Linked DNA regions of Homo sapiens: region 1 is linked to region 2. The links are chromatin loops, found by intact Hi-C in ENCODE. Cell type or tissue: heart right ventricle. All regions are shown on one strand.

Region 1 (8,000 bases), 240 kb before region 2:
CTAACCTGCCATTGTATGTTGGGCATATGGGGGGCAGATAATTTATCTCCTTAGCTTTTCAAATCACCAAATCTGTAGTAACAGTATTCTAGAACTTGTACTTAAGGAATTATACCCAAGAGCCTCATCCACACCTGCACCTGATTTAGATGATGAGATCCTGGACTTTCAGTTGGTGCTCCCACGGGAGGAGATGTTAGAGACCTTGGGAAGGATGATTGCATTTTGTGTGTGGAAGGGACATGTATTCTGCATGTGGAAGGGACAAGAATCATTGGAGAGCCAGAGGGTAGATTGTGATAGGCAGCTTCAGAAATGACTCTAAATTTCTTTCTCTTCTGGTATTCATGTCCTTGTGCAGTCCCCTCCCTTTGTGTGTGGGCTGGACCTAGTGATTTGCTTCTAAAGAATAGAATACAGAAAAAGTGATAGAATGTCACTTCTCATATCAGGTTATAAAAGACTGTCACTTCTGTCTTATCCTCTCTCTCTGGCTCTACTCTCTGGCTTGCTCTGATGAAGCAGCTGGGTTGAAAGCTTCCCTTTGGAGAAGAACTGAGGGCTGTCTCTGGTCAATAGCACTGAGGAACTGAATCCAGCAAACAATTATGTGAAGAAACTTGGAAGCTTGTCCTCCCCTCTAGTTGAGCTTTGAGATGACTGCCGCCCTAGTGGACACCTTGATTGAAGCCTTATGAGAAACCCTAAGCCAGAGAACCCAATTAAGCTACGCTTACATTCCTAACACAGAGAAAATATGAGCTAATAAATGTTGTTTCAAACCACTAAGCTTTGGAGTAATATGTGACACAGCAACAGACACCTAACGCACCTGCCCTAAGGTCGGGCTACACTGCATTTTCCCCAGAAACATTACACTCTCTCCTCCCCAGGGCCTTTGCACATACTTCTCATCTCTCCTACCTTTTAGGTCTGGTAGACTTCAACCTGTTCTACAGACTTAGGTCAGGTATCCCTTCCTCTAGGAAGCTGTCTTTGATGCTCCAACTCCCTTGTGTGTTCCCATAATAGCTTATGTAAGTTCATACAATGCCATCCCAATGCACAGCACATTATAGCAACTGTTTGTCCCCTCAACTGGTAGAGAAGGGAAGGGATCTTGCCTTATTCATCACAGTGCTCTAAAATTTAACACAATGCGTCACATGGAGTAGAATGATAATAGCACACTTTTATTGAATGCCTACATCATACCTGGTAAGAAATAATTCATTGCAGGATTTGGGCTTGTGTTAGATGATTTGGGTACTGTTTGAAGCCATTTAATGCAATTATTTTACTTAAGAAAAACATTCAATGAGAGCGGTACTTTAAACACCCCATTTTACAGACAACTTGAACAGCAGGTTAGGTGCTCAGTTCATGTTTGATGGAAAATGAACAATTGAATCATGAGAAGCATGTTTTTTCTTCTGTCCTGTGTCTCCCTTCTCTCAAGAACTCTTTGCAAATACCAGAGTATTTGTATTTTGTGTGTGGAAGGGACATGTATTTTGCATGTGGGCCAGAAGGCCTCCTGGGCATCTGGACATCCACTTTGTGCTTGACTGGTCATGTTACCTAGCTTGGTATTTCCAGATAAGTACCTGGATCTATCCCTGGGTGTCTCAAAGGGAGGGCTTGGTTAGCACCCAGAGAGTTTGATGGGCACCAGAAACCACACCTCCAGCTCTTCGCCCACAGCTGTGCCTCTGGCTCCCAGACAGAATCAGCATTTTCCTCTCCCCACACTCTGTCATTATAAACCACGTAAATTCCTCGATACCCATGTTACAACGAACAGATGCGGCTCTGTATTTTTAATGTATTATCTCTAATTAGCAGCAGTGGGCATGGAAGAACTCTGTGGTCCCTGGGGCTGTCCCTCACTGATGCAGCTGCGAGTACATTTGTGATGAAGAATCTGGCCAGGCTCCTCTGGCCCGCACAGCCCTGGCAAGTGGGTGAGGGAACTTCCATGTGCAAAGTATCTACTCTGCCAGGAAGTGGGAAAGGGCCGCCAAGGCCTGATCATCAGTCCACTGCTCATCTAGCCCCCACTCCCACCCCTCTATGCTGTCTAAATACCCTGAGAGGATGTCCTTCATTGGGATCCCAGAGACAGGGCAGACAACAGCCTCCAATGTCATGGGCAAAACAGATTTTTCTAGGTTTGAGGTCTGCAGTGTGAAGATCTGTGAAATGCAAAAAGAGAATGCTTCAGTGCCCAGGGCAAACATAAGGGGCGGGGGAACTGCATGGACTTCAGAAAAGAAGGGGGCTGGTTAGTGAGAGCAAATGTATGCTCCTTAGCTCTGTCCAAAGAGGAAGGGTATTTCTTATAATAAATGTCATGCTCATGACTGACATGTTTTGGGCGTTTACTATGGACTAAGCCCTATTTCTAAGTGTTCTCCAGATATCATCACGTATAATTCTAGAGGCAGTGTCAGCCCCCGGCCAATGACCACCATGGACCTCCCTGTAGTTGAACAAAGTTGGGTTTGCTGACTGGTGGCAGTGAGGGAGAATGCACACCACAGGGAGCTGTGCAGTGTCTCAGTAAGAAGGTAAGAAATAATTCACTGTAGGATTCGGGCTTGTGTTAGTTAATTGGGGGAGGGTTCAAGGAAGCAGAGCTTTGCCCTGGATTGGAGACTGGAGGTAGGTGTAATTCTCTGGTTGGGTACTTCATAAATTTTATTTACAAGGCAGGAGGAATGAAGGAAGATAAGAGTTGTAATTGGTAAAGAAGCAGCCATCACTCACATCAGCCAAGAGGTGGAGGGAGGGGGGCTGTTAAGTCATCTTTGTATTTTGAATAATGTTCTTGTTTTTGTCTGAATTCATGATGTTGAAATGGTCTTGTTTTTGTCTTCATCTATCAGGGTCCTAGAGTGGTTTTGTCCGGCATTGACATTCAGTGAAATTGTTTATGGTCAACAGGAGAACCCCAAGGTCTAGGTGTAGGTGCCAGGCCAGCTCTCGGCAGCAAAAGGCCTTACTGATAGTGCCAGGCCAGCTTGCAGCCATCAGGGGCTGCTGTTCTCCTTCTCAGCAGGCCCTGTTACTATGCCAGTTTACAGAAATAAAGAAATTGAGGCAAAGACAGATTGCCTGGTCTTAGTTGTCTCACAGCTGGGAAGCAGCAGAGATTCCAGAGTCCCTGAAAGTCAAGTGAGCATCAAGAGACAACAGAGGGAACTAAAGGGGAGAGTTTGTAATTACGGGAAGCCAGCCTGACCATGAGGGGAACTGGTCAAGAGATAGAACACAGGATTTGTAGTCAGAGATCTCTACCTTGGGAATCTGTCATTGCTACTTACTAGCCATGTGGCCCTGGGCAATTTGTCGAACATGAGAAATTCACTTTATTCTTATGTATAATGGCAACACCAAAAGCTGTTTCTCAGGGTCATATGGGAATAGAATGAGAAGACATGGCATAAAGAACTTACGTACCACTTGGGACACAGATGCTGCCCTGAGTATTTACTGAACGCCAGGCACTGTTCTAAGTCCCTCGCATGTATTTACTCATCTATTACAGCAACCCTTTATAACCTGTGGCTTGCAGGTGAGAAGATGGAGACACAGAGAGGTTAGGCGACTTGCTTGAGGTCACACAGCTATCAAGTAGCAGAACTCAGGCATCCTGGCTGCAGCACCCACACTCTACCATGTGTCATAGTAGCTGTGGGGTCATTGCTCCTTGTCCACTCTAAGTGCTCCAGATCATGAGCTTCAAGACCCTAGTCTTATTCTGATGGTGATTTAATGCCCTGGAACTCTCAAGGCCCCAGACTTTTGCTTGTGAATGGGTCTAAGCTGCTTGCTTGGCTCTGGTCCGGAGAGCATTCATTTCCTTTTAGAAGGTCAAAACATTCTTGGCATGACAGATAATATAGATTCAGGTTGCTGCAGTCTATAGATCAAATAAAACATAGTATTGCCTTATTAGTATTTCTACACCTTTCAGTAAGTAGTAGAGTCAGAGAAAACCCTGAAAAATGAGTATAAACTAAAGAGGGTAGGAGAATGACTCAATGCTGCAGCACAAGCCCTCTTTTGGCAAGATCGATGTGTGGGCAGAAGGCAAATGGCTGCTGAGAGGAAATGGGCCACACCTGGCTGGTCTTATTCTATCCTGTAATGGCAGAAAGCTGTTCAGGATGGCTATGGCGCACAGCCCAGGGCTGACTCAGCATTGCCTCTTCCTAACCTGTTGAGTGGGTTTATAGATTGTGTCACAAGTTCTGGGAAAATGAGAGGTCAGGATTCCTGGGCCCAATGGCTCGTTAACAGAGGTCCTGTGTGCCATCACCCCCTCCAGTCCTTGTCCCACTGGACTTGTCCCCCTTGTCGCACTGGGGGAGATGAGGGCCTGGAACTCACAGCAAAATTCTCTCTGTGGCTTGATGCAATCCCAGATCCTCACCATCAACCTTTGTGAGGCTCATCTGTTCTTAATTATATCTCTAAATCCCGAGGCATTACAACTCTGAGAATTTGGGAAATTTAGCTGCTTAGAGGATTCATAATAATCACAAAATCCCTGGTATTTACAGAGCTCCCTTTTGCAGACTGTGAAAGGCAGACAAGACAATACTGTAGTGGTAAAGGCACCCCGAAATTGCTCTCAAGTTCTCTTCACTGAATGCCAGGCCCTTAGTCTGTATTATTTTGTGTAGCTCAAGGGGGCAAATTGAAAAGAATACTTTTCCCTATTACTTTCTGAGAGAGACCACAGAGAAGAGAGAGATGTTAAGTTAATGTCGAAGATATGCCCAGGGTTGCTGCCAAGCCCCTGCCCTCTTTTCAGGATTGCGCTGCTGAAGGGAGGGGCTCCTGCAGCTATACTGGTACAAGCTGAGCTTGCCCCTTTCTAGCTGCAGCTGATTGGACAAGGAGTGGAGACACTCGACTGATGAGTGGAGCCAATCAGATTCTCTCTCTTGATAGTTTGAATTAAGAGATGTGGAAACTGGGAGTTGGGTTCCTGGATTTGAAGGTCAGGCAGACTCAGGGGCTGGAGTGACCATTTGGGACCAAGCAGAGAGAAGGGGAATAGACCATGTAATATCTGAGAGTTGCTTTTCAGCACTTTCTGCCCATGTATTTGTTCAGCAAATTCTCTGATTCCTAAGCCAGGAGCCATCCCGTGAGGCCGTTACTGCAAACAAGCTGAAAATCCTGCTTTGTTTCTTTTGGACACAACATGCTTTCCTTCAGCTTCAGTAGACGATGAGGCCAGCACCACATGGGCTAGATGTACATGAGATGTGAGCAACCACACTTCCCCTCTGACGGGGACAGACAGCATCACAGGTGAGTGGGAGACCCACATGTGGTCCATTCCAGACACCCCCGCTGCTTTTATTAGAAGCCAACATGGGCCTCCCTTGAGCTGCCAGGTGTTGGGTGCAGCTGCCCCTCACCTCCCTAGCTTACAGGAGAAGGACTGAGCAAAGTCTCTTCAAAGGAGCCATTATTGTGACACAGCACAGCCATCTGCTCCCCGCATTGATCTGACAGTGGCAGCAAGGGCTGAAAGCAGTAGTAGAGGCCCAGGAGCACAATTCAGTGAACAGCCCTCATTGATCTGTTTACCTGCTTGATGGCTGGCCAAACTCTCTGTGTCCGAAAGACACCCTTGGAAGGTCAGAGCTGGAAGGACACCTTAGGGAGGCCTGAGGACAGTCCAAGATTGTCACAAATGGGAAAAGCAAGCCCTAAAGATACTATTGAGATATGACCTTTCCAATTTCAATCAAGGGAACTCAGATAACTCCCACTGTTTATGGGACAGCCCTGGGGAGGGGGACAGGGTGCTATTGTGCTTTGTAGTCCTATTTGCCACAGGTAGTAAAGCAAAGAGAATATCTATTTATATGAATCCATAGGACTGAATCATAAGCTCTTGAACGAAAAGAAAAAGCACATTCTTCTTACCGCGGTAACAATGTGTGGTCACTAGTTCAGAACTCCCACTGTCCCTAAGCCACAGGATGCAGACCAACACAATCAAAGAGTTCTCTCGGCTGGAGGTTCCAACTGGAATGTGTGAGTTGGTGGCTTCTATGGTGCCAGCTTTTGCTTAGCCTTTGCTTGGTCACATATTCAGGGTCAACCTGCCCTGTCCCAGTGACAATTGTCTCCAGCAGGAAATTCATTATGAGCCCCTTTTCCACTTGTCGAGTAGATTCTGGAAATAGTCTGCTGTCCTCCCCACCACCTCCCACTAAGATCCCAGGAGCCAGGGATTTAGTCCCTGGAATCCCTGCAGCCTTGATCATTAACCACTCCACTTAAGTGTGGCCCATCTGTCTGGTTGGTCTGCTTCAATCTCTGGTCCCATTTCTTGCTCCCCCATGGGCTAGCAGTTTTGTGAAACTGTTTCTGGATGGATGGACTTTGGGCCTACTCTCCCAAGGGTTGGGATTTATCTTCCCCATATCTATTAACCCACAAATGTCCCTGACCTGAAAGTCACACAAATACCTGAGTCATGTGACCACCTCATTCCCTTAGACTTTGCCTTCCCAAAAATGCCAGTCCTGATGAGGGTAGGAGATTTTGTCTTACAATATTGGGTGGCTGATAGCAAGCATTGGTGTCTCTCCCCCATTCCTGCTCTAACCACCACCACTATAATCATGAGCATTGGTTTTAGATGAAGAAAGAACTGGCTTTGAATGCTGTTCCCACTACTAACTGTATGAACTTGGCAAGTTAGCAAACCACATTCTTCTGATCCTCCTTCTTCTTGTCCGTGTAAAGGGTGAATTAAAACCTACTCAAGGTGACAGGTGTAGAGCAAATGAGAGAACAAATGAGAGCATGAATATAAAGAATTTAGCATAGCGCATCACACCTGATACTAATATGTAACACTCATTGAGAGTTTATAATATGTTAAGTTCTATGCAAAGTGCTTTGTAAACATTACCTTATTTAATCTGCACAGTAATCTAGTAAGATCCTATTATCCAAAATTTTAAAATGAAAAACCTGAAGCTTGAAAGGTTAAGTAAATTGCTCAAAGTTAACAGCTAGTCAGTGGATGAGCAAACACTGATTGTGACCTCATGGAGACCAAAAATGATGATTTATCTAATTTAATGTCATTGTATAATGCCTATTATATACCAGGCACCCCAAAAATGTATGCTGAATGAGTGTATGGCTCCCAAGTCAGTGCCCCTTTGCATAGCTGGGTTGAGAGCTCAGCTCTGCCAACTTACTGCTTCTCTCTCTCTCTCTTTTTGAGGGAGGACATAAAGCTGTTTTTATTTCTGCCAGCATTTGTGTTCTTATCCCTAGTATGGCTATTACTGGATCTTTTAATACATTCAAACTTTCTATCTGAATGGATACATTTCCATACCACCTACTCTTTAATCAGAGATTAAGAGATCTTAACTCACAGATTCAGCACTTGGACAGAGCTAGGATTTTTGAGCTAATGTGTAGTCGGTATGGGATTTGCATTTAAAAACTATTTACATTAAAGTGTGACCCACATATGAGAAAAGACTGCGCTCTTCACTTACAGCTCAGTGGTTTTGGCTCTCTCTTTCTTCTCATAGTCTATGAGATGAGAAAAGATTTCCATAAAGATTTTATGAGTCCAAGAGAAACATTACTCAAACAGGATTTATTTCAAAGGCATCATTCTTGTGGCATGCTGTTTAAAGGGGAAGCAAAGCTCATATTGGTACAATTCTTATACTCAAAGAAAGTACAAATTTTGCAGAATATCCTCTTAAGACCTACCAAGGGGACAACTTCTTCAATTTGGTTCAAATTAGCAAAATATAAAGCATTTTCAGCATCTCTGGGCTCATACTTGAAACCAGTGATAAGTGACAATAAGAATATGATTTTCCCCCATTCACCCTGAAACAAGGAGAAAGGTAATTACTGTATTGTTATTTTTGGACCTTCATGCTCTGGGACAAAAATATATTTATGATGCCCAGGCACTGTGCTAAACACCA
Region 2 (8,000 bases):
AAAAAAAAAAAAAAAGACATATATGAGACTAACAAGCATATAAAAAAAGCTCAATATCATTGATCATTAGAGAAATGCAAATCAAAATCACAATGAGATACCATCTTACAGCACCCAGAATGGCTACTATTAAAAAGTAAAAAAATAACAGATGCTGGCAAGGTGGTGGAGAAAAGAGAATGCTTATACACTGTTGGTGAGAGTGTAAATTAGTTCAACCATTGTAGAAAGCAGTTTGGTGATTCCTCAAAAACCTAGAAACAGAACTATCATTCAACCCAGCAATCCCATTACTGGGTATATACACAAAGGAACATAAATCATTCTACCATAAAGACACACGTTTTTATGTTCATTGAAGCACTATTCACAAGAGCAAAAACATGGAATCAACCTAAATGTCCATCGATAGTAGGCTGGATAAAGAAAATATGGTACATATACACCATGGAATGCTATCCAGCCATAAAAAAAAAACCAAGATCATGTCTCTTGCAGGAACATGAATGAAGCATATATATTAAGATCTCCATCTTAAGCTAGAAGTCATTATCCTTAGCAAACCAACACAGGAATAGAAAACCAAATACCACATATTCTTACTTATAAGTGGGAGCTAAGTGATAAGAACACATGGACACAAAGAGGCAAACACATGGACACAAAGAGGCGAGCAACATACACGAGGGACTACCTGAGGGTGGAGAACGGGAGGAGGGAGAGGATCCAAAAAATAACTATTAGGTACTAGGCTTAATATCTAGGTGACAAAATAATCTGTACAACAAACCCCCATGACATGGGTTGACTATATAACAAACTTGCACATGTACCCCTGAATCTAAAATAAAAGTTAAAAAATAAAATAAAATGAAATAAAATATTAACTAACCCCCTACTTCCATCGCTGGCACCTCCAATCTCCCTTACCTGCTCTATGTTTTCTTATTTCAATAGCATGTATCACTCTGTAGCACCCTATGTAATTTACTTATATATTGTACTTACTGTTTATTGTTTATTTCCTCCTGCTAGAATATTTACTTCACAAGAGAAAGGCCTTTGTTTTACTCACTGATGCGTCCCAAGTGCCTAGAACAGTAACTGGCACATAGTCAGCACTCAGTTAATATTGGTTGAATGAATGAACAAACTACAATCCAGTGCTTTTACAAAAGTACAATTCATATGGACCCAACTCCCTAAAGGCCTAGGAAACCAAACCAGTTGGTGTGGCTCTGTCTGGTAGCACACAGACCCAGAAACCCAGCCCACAATGAAAATCTGGGAAGGAAGGATCCTGAATGCCACTTGCCCATGACTTCCATAACCATCTCCCCACCAGACTGAGTTCCTTGGGGACACAGAGCATGGTCTGCCTTTTTTACCACTATATCATTGAGGATCCAGCACAGGGCTGCCACAGGATGCATGTGTCAGTAAGCAGGAAGTTGAAGGAATTTCAGCCATCATTTATCAGGCACTGACTGTGTGTGCCCCACACAATCATGACTTTGGTCCTTGCGTTATTTCTGTTAAACCTTCCAATATCCCAAAGAAGCAGGTATTATTCTTCATCCCATTTAACAAATGGGGATCAGGGTAAGTAGCTTGCCCAAGCTCACACATACAATAACATCTGGCAAAGCTGGGGTTCAAACACAGGATTCTCTGACTCCTGAGACTGAGATCTTAAAATATAGGCTCTACCACCTCACTGGTATGAAACAGGAAGGGAGGGAGAGAGAAAAAGATTTGGGCTGGTCATATGCCAGACACAGCATGAAGGCCTAAAAGAGCTGACCAGAGCTAAGAAGCTTTTCTCAACTAGACACGACTCCATTACAGCCCTGTCTCTGTCTCCCTGCCCCCAGAGGAAGGACAGAGGTGGCAGTCTTGGCTGAAAGGAACCTTATTTCAATAAATTCTTTCAAATTCTCTCTCTCTCTCTCTCTCTCTCTCTCTCTCTCTCTTTCTCTCTCTTTCTCTCTCGCAGTTTGAATGAACTGAGGGAAAAATATATCTGAGTGGGTGGACAGATAATCTAAAAATTGTGTCAGGGAGTAGTAGAGAAATGTACTTCCTCTTACAGTCTCTATAAAAGGAAACCCTAACAAGCTTATTGTTGCCCCTTGCCCATACACATGCAAACCAAGGTGAAAAACATGATCAGGCTGGGCATGTGGAGACACTGGGTTCAGAACCCAGCCCAGTGACCTCAGACTTCTGTTTAGAAGACATTGCCATGGCCATTTCCCCAGATGCCCAGTTCTGCCCTTAATGGCCTTTGCTCACCCTGGGCTTCCCCAGTCTTGTCAGCTGCAGCCCCAGCCTATATAACTACCTGCTGTCCAACCGCCTCCACACTGCAGCAGACAGCTCTATCTATAGGCACTCCAGCCATGAGGTAACTCAAAGGGTTTCCCAGTGGACTGCTCTGCAGAGTTATGTGAATGAATGTCCTGGAGACCCTTCAAAGCCTCCAGAAATACTTCCAATACTAGCCTTCTTCTCCTGTGGGCATACTATGCTTTGTCACCATGCCAGAGACTGGGGCATGAATTTCTGGGTCATATGGGCAGCCTTGAGAAAAATCAAAAGTATATGTTGAATGAATGAATGAATGTGCCTTCCAATAAGATAATCTATAAAGAGTAAAATCTATATAGGCCTCTAGAATCTAGTTAGTCCAATGCTAGAGATTTCTGGCAAGAAATTCACAGGCTTGGGAGTAGCATGGGGATATAGAAAGAAAAGGATTCAAGCCAATTCAATGGATTTTTACTAGGGCCTCCTAAAAGACAGTCTGACCCTTCCCTGACAATGCTCATGGCTGAGGGGCAGCTGGTGTGTGGGTGTGTAATATAGGAAAGCAAGGAATTTATAGAAAGGAGAAAAAGAGATCTACGGCCATACCACCCTGAACGTGCCTGATCTTGTCTGATCTCGGAAGCTAAGCAGGTTCAGGCCTTGTTAGTACTTGGACGGGAGAAAGGAGAAAAAGAAGGACATGGATGGGAAGGTAGGACCCAGCTTCAACCCCACCATTGTGAGCTAAGCTCTACTCCTGGCTGAGTCACTCATGGCTCAGACTTCTTAACTTGGGTTTGGAAATGGTTGTGTCTCTGAGCTTCCTCATACCCTCCTTGTGACACTTCCCAACTGAATTCTTAGGATCAAGAGGTATTTATCTCCCCATGCCCTCCAAGAGAAAGTGTGGGTCTTAAAACGCATGAGTTGAGAGAGCCAGAGGTGTCACACATGGGTGGCAGAGCAGCGACCCAGGACCTGTGACTCCTGACAGTTGTCACAGATGCAACATCCTCTCAAAACATGTCTAACCTTGAAATGGCTAGGAGCACATGTTCATCCATAGCATGAATAATATGCAAGACGCACATGGGTGAACAAAGCAAGACCATCACATGCCCCATGGTCACTTGTTAGCTGGGAGAGACTTTATTATGGCCCAACAAGACCTTTATAATTGTAAATCCCTGGCGCCCCCTCATGGCCCTTACAGTCCTGTGGCTTCTGCTGAGGGGCAGTGGGGGAAAGGTGCCTGGAGGAGGTGCCAGGGGCTTGGGAGTGACATCAGCTAGATGGCAGAATAGGAAGCCCCAGACATTCTGCCCCACAGAAACACTGACTTAACAACAATACACAGTCCAAAAAAGCCTTTATGAGAACTCTAGAAACCAGTTAAGAAGTTACAGTACCCCAGGCAAGCTCAAAGTGAAAAGCCACCATATTGAAATGCATAAGAAAAATTGTTTCATGTCAACCATAAAAACCCTTCTCCCAACTGTCACAGTTCAGTGAGACTGAAGGAAAAAGTTCAACTTGCAGCTTCCCCCTTGGAAAGGAAAGAGAAGAGCATAGCATACATTCAGTGTTCCCACTTTTCAGTGGGCTGCAGAGGGACCGGTTTCTGTCTCACCTGACAGAAACCAGAGTGCTGATGGGGAACCAGCATACTTTCAATGCCTGGGGGCCATGGAGAACAAAAGACAGTTCACTGGCTTTTTGCAACACCAGAGAACCTGAGTACCATAATCAGACACCAGAGGGAGCAAGAAATTACAAACCCTTGAAGGAAAAACAAACAAGACCCAGTAAACCTCTTTAATTAAGAAAGTACACATGCAAGCTCAGAGAATATATATCCCAAGGAAAGCCCCCAGAACCTCTAGCTGCTGAAGACTTTCCCTTGTGTAAAACTACTCTGTAAAGACTGGGAGAACTCCTTTGTTGTTGTTGTTGTTGTTGTTGTTTTTCAAATGCAGAAATCACTAAAAAAATAACAAAGCACACTTAAAAAAAAAAAACGAAAAACAAGGCAACATGGCTCAACTAAAGGAAGAAAATAGGCTGAGCACAGTGGTTCATACCTGTCATCCCAGTGCTTTGGGAGGCCGAAGCAGAAGGATAATTTGAGGCCAGGTGTTCCAGACCAACCTGGGCAAGATAGCAAGACCCCCATCTCTAAAAACAATTTTTTTTAATTAGCTGGGCATAGTGGTACACCTATAGTCCTAGCTACTCAGGAGGCTGAAGCAGGAGGATCACTTAGGCCCAGAAGTTGAGGTTACAATGAGCTATTATCACACCACTCCATTCCAGCCTGGGAAACAGGATGAGACCCTGTCTCAAAAAAAAAGGAAGGGTGGTGTACATAATAAATCTTCAGAAACCAATTCTAAAGAAATGGAGATCTATTAATTATTTGACAAAGAATTCAAAATCATTGTCTTTAAGAAGCTCAATGTGCTACAAGAGGACACAAATAGACAAACTAAATAAAATCAGGAAAATGATGCATGAACAAAATGACAATATCAACAAAAAGTTAGAAACTATAATACAAGATCAAACAGAAATTCTAGAGCTGAAGACTATAATAACTGAATTTAAAATTTTACTGGAGGGGTTCAATAACAGACTTAAGCAGAAAAAAGAATCAGTGAACTCAAAAACAGGTCATTTGAAATTATTAAGTCAGAGGAACAAATAGAAAAAAGAATGAACAAAAGTGAATAAAGCCTAAGGAACTTAGAGGACCCCATAAAATAGACCAATATGTGTGTTATGAAAGTCTTAGAAGGAGAAAAGAGAAAAAAAGGAACAGAAAGCTTATTTGAAAAAAATAACGGCTGAAAACTTCCTAAATCTAAAGAAGAAAATCAAAATCCAAAGTAAAGAAGCTTAAAAGACTCCAACTACAATGACCCCAAAGAAGTCAATATTGAGACAAGAAAAAGTTAAAGACAAGGAAGGAAAGAATCTTGAAAGCAGCAAGGAAACATGACTCATCACCTACAAAAGAGTTCTCATAAGATTATCAGCAGATTTCTCAGCATAAACATTACAAGCCCAGAGGCCAAAGAGGTGATATATTCAAAGTACTGAAAGGAAAAAGAAACCATGCCAACCAAGAATCCTTTATCTAGCAAGATTGTCCTTCAAAATGAAGGAGAAATAAAGACCTTCCCAGGTAAACAAGGTGAGGGAGTTCATCGCCATTAGATCTGCCTTATGAAAATTATAATTAAAGGACACACCAGACAGCAACATGAAAGCATACAAAAATATATAACTCTCTAGTAAAAATAAATATATAGACAAATAGAATCTTGTAATACTATAATAGTGATGCCTAAATCATTTTAATTCTAGTATAAAACTTAAAAGATGAAAGTATAAAAATATAAGTATAATGAATACAAAATTGTAAAAGGTGAAATTCGTGATATTGCTAATACAAAGTGTGTAGGGAGAAAGAAGGTGTAATAGCGTGAAGTTTTTATATGCAACTGAGGCTTATTATCAGTCTAAGACATATTATTATAATTATAAAATATTTTATGTAATCCCCATTGTAGCCACAAAGCAAATAACTATAGAAGATGCACCAAAGAATATAAGAAATCAAAGAATGTCACTACAAAAACAATCAACAAAACACAAAGGAATGTAGCAAGAGAGGAAAAAAGGAACAAAGTAACTATAAGGCACACAGAAAACAATAAGAAAATGGTAATAGTAAGTCCTCTATCAGTAATTACTTTCGATGTAAATGGATTAAACTCAGCAATCAAAAGACATAAAGTAGTTAAACTGACTTATAAAAACAAGATCTAACTATATGCTGTCTACAAGAGACTCGTTTTAGACATAAGGACATACATAAATGAAAAGTAAAAGAACGGACAAAGATATTCCATGCAATAGGCTAAAAGTGATAGAATAGAAAAAGATTTTTCATGCAAATGGTAACCAAAGACAGCAAGGTGATTATATAATTATATTAGAAAAAATATACATTAAATCAAAAACTGTCACAAGAGACAAAGAAGACATTGTATAATGAAAAAAGGGTCAATTCAACAAGGAAGATATAACAATTATAAACATATATGTACCTAACAGAAGAGCACCCAGATATATGAAGCAAACATTGACAGAATTAAAGAGAAAAATAGACAGTAACATGATAAGGAAGAGAGATTTCCATACCCCACTTTCAATAATGGATAATTAATCAAACAGAAAATCAGTAAGGAAACAGAAAACCTGAACAAGACTATAGACCAATTGGACCAAATAGACATATCTAGAATACCCTACCCAACAACAGAATATACATTCTTCTCAAGTGCGTATGAAACATTCTTCAAGACAGATCACATGCTAGGCCATAAAATAAGTCTTAACAAATTCAAGAAGATTAAAATCATACCAGTTACATTTTCCAACTATAAAGGAATAGAACTAAAAAGCAGCAGCAAAAGGAAAACTGGAAATTCATAAATATATGAAAATTAAACACCATACTCTTGAAGAACCAATGGGTCAAAGAAAAAATCACAGGGGAATTAGAAAATATCTTGAGACGAATGAAAATAAAGATAAAGCATGCCAAAAACTTACAGGATGCAGCAAGTGTTACTAAGACAGAAGTTTACAGCAGCACATTGCACATGCATTAAAAAAAAGAATGATCTCAAATCAATAACCTAACTTTACATGTAAAAGAACTAGAGAAAGAACAAACTAAACCTAGAGTTATCAAAAGGAACAAAATCATAAAGATTAGAGCAAAAACAAAGGAAATAAATAATTTTTAAAATGGGGAAAAATAAACAAAATTAAGAGTTGATTTTTTTCTTAGTTAGACTAGCTTAGAAAAATAGAGAAGCTCAAATAAAAATCAGAAATGAAAGACAAGACCTACAATTGATGACACATAAGTAAAAAGGATTATAAAAGACTACAATGAACAATTGTATGCCAACAAATTGGATAACCTAGAAGAAATTGATACATTTCTAGAAACATATAACCTACCAAGACTGAATCATGAAGAAATAAAAACTCTAAACAGAATTAGAGCTAGTGAGGAGATTGAATCAGTAATAAAAAACCTATCTACAAAGAAAAGCCCAGGACCACATGGATTCACTGGATAATTCTACTAAACATTTAAAGGAGAACTAACATCAATGCTTTTTAAACTTTCCCCCAAAATTGAAGAGGACAGAACACTTCCAAAATAATTTTATGAGCCTAGCATTACCCTAATACCAAAATCAAAGATACTACAAAAAAAAAAGAAAACAAACAAACAAAAACTACAGACCAATATACCTGATGAATACAGGTGCAAAAATCCTCAACAAAATACTAGCAAATGAAATTCAACAATATATTAAAAGGATTGTACAGCAAGACCAAATGGAATTTATGTTTGAAATGCAAAAATTTTGTTCAGCATATGAAAATCCATCAATATAATATCCCATGTTAACCACATGATCATCTCAATGCAGAAAAAGCATTTGAAAAATTCAGCACCCTTTCATGATTAAAAGAAAAAACACTCAGCCAGGCGTGGTGGTGGCTCATGCCTGAAATTCCAGCACTTTGGGAAGCTGAGGCAGGTGGATCACCTGAGGTCAGGAGTTCAAGACCAGCCTAATCAACTTGGTGAAACCCCATCT

The links. A loop is a pair of places that touch in the nucleus more often than their neighbours do. Peaks named below come from ENCODE experiments on the same cell type or tissue, not always from the same donor. Only the 100,000 strongest peaks of a DNase experiment are listed, where the experiment ranks them.
Region 1: a loop joins it to region 2, with 5 times the contacts of the local background. A loop is called at or near these places in 14 of 110 quality-filtered maps.

Annotation. Positions count from the first base shown.
Region 1 is chr1:33,873,023-33,881,022 of GRCh38, forward strand. All of the region lies in intron 5 of CSMD2 (CUB and Sushi multiple domains 2), which reads right to left. It overlaps CSMD2-AS1 (CSMD2 antisense RNA 1), which reads left to right. Exons shown (of 8, transcript NR_038372.1): 4 at 2,444-2,570; 5 at 5,148-5,328. Among named protein-coding and RNA genes, the nearest start is that of CSMD2-AS1, 8.1 kb to the left of the region's middle. In heart right ventricle, a CTCF peak has its summit at 3,037; no DNase peak of the experiment used is centred here; H3K27ac peaks cover 840 bases.
Region 2 is chr1:34,110,047-34,118,046 of GRCh38, forward strand. All of the region lies in intron 1 of CSMD2 (CUB and Sushi multiple domains 2), which reads right to left. It also overlaps the pseudogene RNA5SP42. Among named protein-coding and RNA genes, the nearest start is that of CSMD2, 51 kb to the right of the region's middle. In heart right ventricle, CTCF peaks have their summits at 3,513 (motif pointing left) and 4,085 (motif pointing right); no DNase peak of the experiment used is centred here.